2 separate regions of the Homo sapiens genome follow, and region 2 is linked to region 1. Evidence: chromatin contacts called from ENCODE Hi-C data. All regions are on one chromosome and are shown on one strand. The core of a region is the stretch at or near the end of the contact, and the rest is flanking DNA. Distances in the headings are between cores, read along the strand shown.

Region 1 (3,966 bases), core at 429-2,928:
ATTAAACCAGTATTAGAGTTCTTAAATGGGTCAAGTCATAATCATTCAAGTGTTCAATTTTTTTTTAACACCAACTGCACATAACAAACTTCTGAATGTCCAAAACTTCCTGAAACATTTACGTCATTTTTCGTTCATTAAAAGGGCAGGTTAAGCCTGGGCCACATGGTGAAACGCCCTCTCTACAAAAAAAAAAAAAAAAAAAAAAAATTAGCCGGGCATGGTGGCCTGCACCTGTAGTCCCAGCTACTCAGGAGGCTGAGGTGGGAAGATTGCTTGAGCCTGGGGAAGTCGAGGCTGCAGTGAGCCGTGATAACACCACTGTACTCCAGTCTGGGCAACAAAAATAAAAATAAAAAAAGGGCAGGTTAGTTTTTCGCCGTATTTAATACTAACAGTATAAAAGAAGAGTATATGTTGCTCTAGGCCTTCTTTCGGGTCATAATCATTTAAATCTCAAAGTATGTGTCTGCATTTAACATGAATGAACTGTGCTAATGCCTGATTACCTCAAGTCAACTCAGAATCATCACATTAAGTACTGAACGCAGGGAGTTAAATGCCCTCCCAAAAGTCATGGAGCACAGACAAGGCCAGAAGCCATGGAGACTCCTGGGTGGTGGTGGTGACCTTGAGTCCTATTTACCTTTGTGCATTTCACAGGACTTCTCAGGACAATGTCTCACACATAGCGGGTGCCCAGTGAACTTCTGAAACACCATCCAGGGTCTCAGAAGGCTGCCTGATGCTCTAGTTCAGGTATACCATATAGATGAAACACTTCTCAGCTACAATAATTTCAAAAGACTGTAGAGCACACACTAATCAGGTACGAGAGGTGACAGCTACCTTAAAGACCACCAAGTGCTGAGTATTTAGTAAACACTATACAAGTGAGGACTTCAAGGACAGACTGGAGGAAGGCGGGGGTGTGCTCTGACGAGGCCAGGACTCAGACAGCGTGGGAAGGGGACACAGTTGGCAGGCGGTAACTGCGGGCGAAGTGAGCGTGCTATCGGGCAGGGAAGGCGGGGTGTGTGGGACTTGGAGGGGGCAAGTGAGGACTACTCGAGGAGGGCGGCCAGTCCGCGCTGCCGGGGGATCGACGGCGGCCCCTTACCCGGACGTCCGGCCCCTCCACCAGCTTGAGGGCCTGCGCCTCCAGCAGGTCGGCCCGCAGCTGCACCAGGAAGCGCACGCCGCCGTCCAGCTTGCTGATGTGGTGGAAGAGGCCGCGATAGCGCGGCACCAGCGCGTAGCGCAGCCGGTCCTCGGCCTGCAGCAGCACCGCCGCCTCCCGCTGCTGCTGGCGCAGATGGAGCACGCCGGCGCTCTGCTCCGCCACCTGGCCGTGGTCCACGCCGAAGCCCCGCGCCAGGCGGCCCAGCAGTTCGGCCCGCTGGGCCGTCTCGGCCAGCCCACCGTAGAAGCTCACGAAGTCCGCGCACTGACCCTCGGCGGGCGCCGGTGTCTTCTCGCGCAGCTCGTAGGCCGGCGTCGGCGGCACCGCGCGGCGCAGCAGCTCGTCCATGGCCCGCTCCAGGGCGCCGGCCGCCTGCCCGCTCGCCAGCCGGGGCCCGGGCGGCCGCGGGGGCAACCGCAGCGGGAGGAGACGCCTGGCCGTCAAGCCTGGCCCGAAGCCTCGCATGGTGCCCCACAACAGCTGCCGAGGGGGAGCGCCGCCGCCGCTGCCGCGCTTCCGGCTTCCGGCGCGCGCCGGCCCCATTGGCCGAGGCCGCGAGCCCGGCTGGGGACGCGGCCAATAGGAGGGCGGGGCGGTGGGGGCGAGGCGGCGGGGGCGGAGCGGCTCTGGCGGCGGCCGGAGGCCAAGTGTGGCTAAAGGTTACTGCCCCGCGGCTGGGCTGCCTCGGGGCCTGCTCCCGCGCGGCTGGCGGCTTGTACTCCGGTCCTAACACCTGACCGCCTAAAGGCACCGGCCCAGCCCCTCCTCTCTTTCCCGACTGCACTGCACAAGTGCCGCCTCCTCTCTAGATCCGAGCGCCTCCAGCCTCCCGGTGCATCAGAGTCACCTGGGAACTCCTGCACCGGAGGATTCCTGGGCTCCGAAATCAGAATCCTAGAGATTCAGATTCAGTGTGTCTGGGAGGAGCCAAGGAATATGCTTGCTTAAGAGGTGTTTGTGGCAATCCTCTGGCATGGTAGGTAGCCTTTGTTTGACCCCTGCCTAGGCACTCACCATTCGCGTCAGTGTCTTACACACATGACGCTCAGAGCCACAGAGGTTGGAGGGGTGTGTGAGTGTGTGTGGAGAGAGAGAGAATATGTCTATATGTATGGATGTATGTACACATACGCACGCATATACACATACATATGTATGTAAAAGAGACATGGAGACAGAGAGACTGATGGAAAGCCATACCCTTGAGCAAATGCCAGAATGAGACAAAGAGTTTTCTTTGAAATAGTTTTCAGATAATTGCAGTTATCAAGGCATATTTATTTTGTCCTCTAGAAAGATAGGCCTGAACTCTAGTTCCCCCTCCTTCCCCAATCCATTACAATCTGTAGAAGAGAATGTCACATACCAGCCATGTCTCCCACATGCAAAATTGCAGGAGGCATTAGGAACACAGTGGGATTTTGTTCCACTCTGATGGAAATATGGCATCTTTGGTTGGAGGGTGAGGGAGCCATGTACTTGGTTGACTATGTCTAGGTGCTAGGATTTCTATAGGTAGAACCCTTTGGTGCAGGTCTTGCAGTATAAAAGACACCTGGAGGTAGTTCTGTATGAGGACAGCCTTTGCTGGGTGTGTCTCATCTTATGGGGCACGAAGAAAGTACGTTTGGCTCATTCTGCCAAGACACAGACACACAAAACATTCTGAAAGCCTAGTGGTGGCTTTTGAGGACACCTCTCCATTCCTCTTTTCTAAGAAGTGGTGAAACCATATTGCCAGCTGGCTAAGGGAGTTGGTGGGGTCCAAACTCTGGTGTTTGTCTCTTTGCCTTGTCGAGTGAGCTTTTGTCTGTCCTAGGATACTCCTGCCTTGCTTTAGGAATCTTGTCTTGAAAGCTTGACTTTGCTTAAGCATTTGCTAAGTGTAGTACTCCCACAACCCTGTTCTTTCTCATCTTTCCCGGTGCCTTCCTTTTTATGTAATTTCTGGCTTCTGTTTTTTTTTTCTCTGTGTTTATACTTTTTTCTCTAGGCGTCAACAGCCATCCTCTGCTTTTTCCCACTCATGTCCTTATTTCAAAAGACTGCCCCAATCCAAAAATGAAATTAAAGAAACAATTCTATTTACAACAACATCTGAAGGGATAAAAGAAACATGTTTAACCAAGGAAGTGTGAGACTGGTAGATGGAAAACCACAGAACAGTATTGAAGGAAATTAAAGAAGACCTAAACAAATGGAATGGTCCATGCATGGTTCATGGATTGGAAGATGTAATATTGTTAATATAGCTCATATGGTTTGGATCTGTGTCCAACCAAATCTCATGTCTAGTTGTAATCCTCAGTGTTGGAGGTGGCGCCTGGTAAGAAATGATTGGATCATAGGGGCAGAGTTCTCATAAATGGGTTAGCACCATCCCCGCTTGGTACCCTACAGTGAGTTCTCAGGAGATCCGGTTGTTTAGAAGTGTGCATCACCACCCCCTCTCTCCTGCTCTGGCTATGTGAAGCTCCTCACTCCCCCTTTGCCTTCCGCCATGAATGGAAGCCTCCTGAGGCCTCTCCAGAAGCAGAAGCCACTACGTCTTCTGTACAGCTTGTGGAACCATAATCCGATTAAACCTCTTTTCTTTATGAATTACCCAGTCTCGTGTATTTCTTTATAGCAGCGTGAGAATAGACTAATACAATGGCAATACTCCCAAAATTAACCTACAGATCTAATACAATCCCTATTAAAATTTCACTGCCCTTTTTTTTTTTGCAGAAATAGAAAAACATATTCTAATATTTATATAGAAATGCTAGGGGCCCTGAGTG
Region 2 (3,608 bases), core at 679-3,178, 610 kb before region 1:
GTAGCTCTCAAACGGCGCCGCTCCGCATTTGCTTCTGTGGTTTTCTGGGGGATTTTGTTTCACCGTTTTAATAACAAGATCTCACTTTCCTGCCCAGGCTGGAGTGCAGTGGTGCAATCACGGCTCACTGCAGTCTCGCCCTCTGAGGCTCAAGCGATCCTCCTGCCTCGGCTCCCTGAGTAGCTGGGACTACGGGTGTGCCATACCACGCCCGGCCAAGCTTTTCATTTTTTGTAGAGATGGAGTCTCACTATGTTGCCCAGGCTGACACATCGGCTCCGGTTTGCTCCTGCGGACCCCCCAGTACCTGCACCTGAGAGGCCACCATTGCTGTCCACCCTTGGTGTGCCTCAGCCTACAAAAAACTGTTGCTATGTCAAAAATGCCACTACCTCGGATGGCACTGAAAAAGACACACCTGGTTGATGTGTGCAGGAAGTACAGGGGTGTGAAGGCTGGAAACAGGGTCTAGTCCTTCATGTCTAAAGGCCCGTGTGTCTTGGGCATCAGGAGCCCTGGCTGCAGGTGACAGGCACCTACTCTAAGAAGCCGAGGTGAAGAGCTGGGGCTACTCGTGTCATTGGCATCCACAGCTGGGGGTACCCTGGCTGTAGATGCGTTAGTTTGTGGAGCTGCTTCTCCTGGGACATTGGCCTTGGATCTCAGAGCAATGTCTTGGTGAGGGGCCCTACCTTGTGCACTGTCACCAGCCAGGCCTGCTGCCCTCAGGCAGAAAGCCTTCTATTTTTGTTCCAGCTTAAAGAATAAGAGGTGACCAGCCGGGTGCAGTGGCTAACCCCTACAATTCTAGCACTGTGGGAGGCCGAGGCAGGCAGATCACCTGAGGTCAGGAGTTCGAGACCAACTCAAGCGGACGTTGGCGGGCGAAGTCACGGTTTTCCAGGCTGGAAAACCAGCAGGCCGTGCAGGGGAGAGAACTGGTACCATGGACATGCGGGAGCTGAATCTGCAGGAAGGTGGACCCCAGGGAGGATGCGTGGGGTGGAGAGAGTAGGGAGAAGTCGAGAAACTCCAGGGCAGAAGCCAGAAGGGCCCAGGGAAGACCACCAGGGACAGCGAGCGAGCCAGGGCCAGGAATGGGCGCCGGGGTGCCCAAGAGAGAGGTCTGATGAGAGCACGATCACCAAGCGCCAAATGCTGCCTGCGAGGACCCAAAGCGCACCTCGGATGTAGTGAGCAGGCCCCCGGGACCAGGTTTCGGTGGGTTTGAGAAGGAACGAGCTGAAGAAGTGGGGTGACAGGTTCAGACGTCTTGGAGTGAACGGGAACCGGCTGAAGAGGCGCACGTGGGGTGGAGGGAGTCTGTTTAGCCAGGCTGTGGAGCTGGCGCCTGATGGCTGCCGGGAAGGACCTGGTGCCAGGGAAGAGCGAGGCAGGGGCAGCTGGCAGAGGGAGGCCCGAGGGGAGGCGGACCCGAGGCTCTAGGCCAGGACCAGCAGGCCGGGGAGTCAGGGGAGAGTTGCCTGGGGCCCAGGAGGCTGCACTGCAGAGGCCTCTGCATGGGCTCCACATGGGCCACTCTCCTCCCCCGGGTGTCTTCACCCCCAAGCTCAGCCTCTCCCCCAGGATCTCCCACACCCTGGCTACTCCGCTCCAGCGCCCAGCCCAGACACCCCTTCTCCCCAGGTACCACTGCTGGCCTGGCCTGGCCTGAGTCATTGGCCGCCCTCTCCAGGCGCCTCCTTGGTACGCACGCAGCCGGGCCGGATTCCCGGGCCTGCAGCCGCTCCTCCCGCAGACCGCGGCCCCGCCCCGAGCCGCACCCACCGGGTTCGGCTCACTCCCTGTGAGGCGCGTCACCATTGGCTGACTCCTCTCTTGGGTTCCGCCCCACACCTCCGCTTCCACGATTGGACCAAATGACTGCCCCTCAGCAATGTTGCCTGGCAACAGGGAAGGGGCGGCTCTCGAGAGGAGCCCGTGGGCTGCTGGACCGGACCGGACAGCACCAGGAAGCCCGGCAGGGTAGGTACCTGGGCTGAGGTTCGCAGTGAGCTGACCCAGAGGCGCAGGCCCAGCTGAGTCGGGGGACTGGAGCAGACGGGTCCAGAGTAGGCCTGGGCCCTGCCCCTCCCTGGCCTCCCACGCCTCTTCAGGCCCTCGGGTCGGGGGAGGGAGAGGTGAAGGCTGCGGGGAGGTGAGGGGTGGGGACAGCGGGGCGGGATGGAGGGAGGGTCTCCTGGGGGGGATCAGAATCATCCTGCACCTCCCGCTGTTTATGTGGTCAAGGTAAGAGGGTGGCGAGGTGCTTCCCCCAGGGCCAAGGCCAGCCGTGTTGAAGGGGGATTCAGAGCCTGTGTAGACGCGGAAAGGGAGGGGTGCCTCCACGGAGGAGGCGAGTCTGGGGTAGACACTGAAGTGTGTGTGGAGGGGGTTTTCCTTCTTGTATTCTGACCACACCCATCTGGGCTTTTCCAGGACAGTGAGCTGATAACTGTTCCCAGGCCATGTAGGTGGCCAGCACAGGACAGGTCACCTTCTGGCCCACAGGAACTTCTTGCCCAGGCTCAAGCTGCCCCTTCGCACAAGGGCCTCTGGGCTCTGAGACACAGACAGGACTTCGAAGCCTGTCCAGATGAGGCAGTTGGAATCTCCCCAGCTTGTGGGGGTACGGAGGGACCCTTGTGTGGCTCTAGGGATGCGGGGCCCTTGGAGTAGAGAGTTGGAGCTTGGCAGCCAGGGTGGGAAGCAGCCATGTAACAGCCTGTTGGAGAAGCTCTGAGCAGGAGGTGACTAAGCCATTCCTAGGATACTAGTGGGAACCTTGGGGGCCATCCTGCAGACAATCGGTCCCTGTCCACCCCTCCATCACGGAGGCAGAGCAACCTTCCGTTTCTTCCAAGCAGGGCAGTTTCTCTTGTTCTAAGACAAGATCCCAAGGAGCCATTCTCTGTTGTCTTGGGCCCATTATTCTGTCTCTGACCTCCAGTAAGCAGATCAAATGCCCTGGGTTACCTTATTTAATCTTCTCAACCTTATGTTAAAGAAATTAATTAATGATGCTTATTAAAAGCACATTAATTATTGAAGACCATTGCAATGGGTATAGGGACCACAGCAATGGGATTTTGTAGTAAAGGAGAGAGATTGGGCTCAACTCTGATTATAGCATGGGCAAGTGGGAAGCCAGGAAGCAGGGTGGGGATCAGTGGATGGAAGATGACTGAGGAAACATCAGGGCGCTAGGGTGGATTCTGGGTAAGCTTACCTAGCAGTTTGTTACTGAAGGCAGGCCAGGGTGATCAGACATCACCTAGGGCAAGCTCGTCCAACCCGTGGGCCATATGTGGCCTAAGGCGGCTTTGAATGACATCCAACACAAATTCATAAGCTTTCTTAAAACATGAGATTTTTTTTTTACCATATATGTAGATATATGCACTTATCAGTTATTGTTAGTGGGTTTTATGTGTGGCCCAAGACAGTTCTTCCAGTGTGGCCCAGGGAAACTGAAAGATTGGATATCCCTAACCTAAGCATTAAACCTGGTTAGATAGCAAGTGAACAGATAATGGTGATCAAATATCAAGGATGAGTGGTTTTGTGGGTTTTTTTGTTTGTTTGTTTTTTGTTTTGCTAAAACCAGA

The links. A loop is a pair of places that touch in the nucleus more often than their neighbours do. Pooled maps may share reads with other maps.
Region 2: a pooled map shows a loop between it and region 1 (10-fold over the local background). The contact joins the promoter of MEAK7 here to the promoter of MLYCD in region 1. A Hi-C loop is called at or near these places in 7 of 50 pooled maps.

What each region holds. Positions count from the first base shown.
Region 1 is chr16:83,896,827-83,900,792 of GRCh38, reverse strand. It overlaps MLYCD (malonyl-CoA decarboxylase), which reads right to left and starts at 1,678. Exons shown (of 5, transcript NM_012213.3): 1 at 1,121-1,678. The coding sequence starts at 1,648. RefSeq lists silencers at 1,009-1,178, 1,479-1,908.
Region 2 is chr16:84,502,979-84,506,586 of GRCh38, reverse strand. MEAK7 (MTOR associated protein MEAK7) reads left to right here and starts at 1,928. Exons shown (of 8, transcript NM_020947.4): 1 at 1,928-1,986. It overlaps LOC124903736 (a long non-coding RNA gene), which reads right to left and starts at 1,785. Exons shown (of 2, transcript XR_007065149.1): 1 at 1,652-1,785. RefSeq lists enhancers at 1,468-1,587, 950-1,897, 2,018-2,518 and a silencer at 2,138-2,187.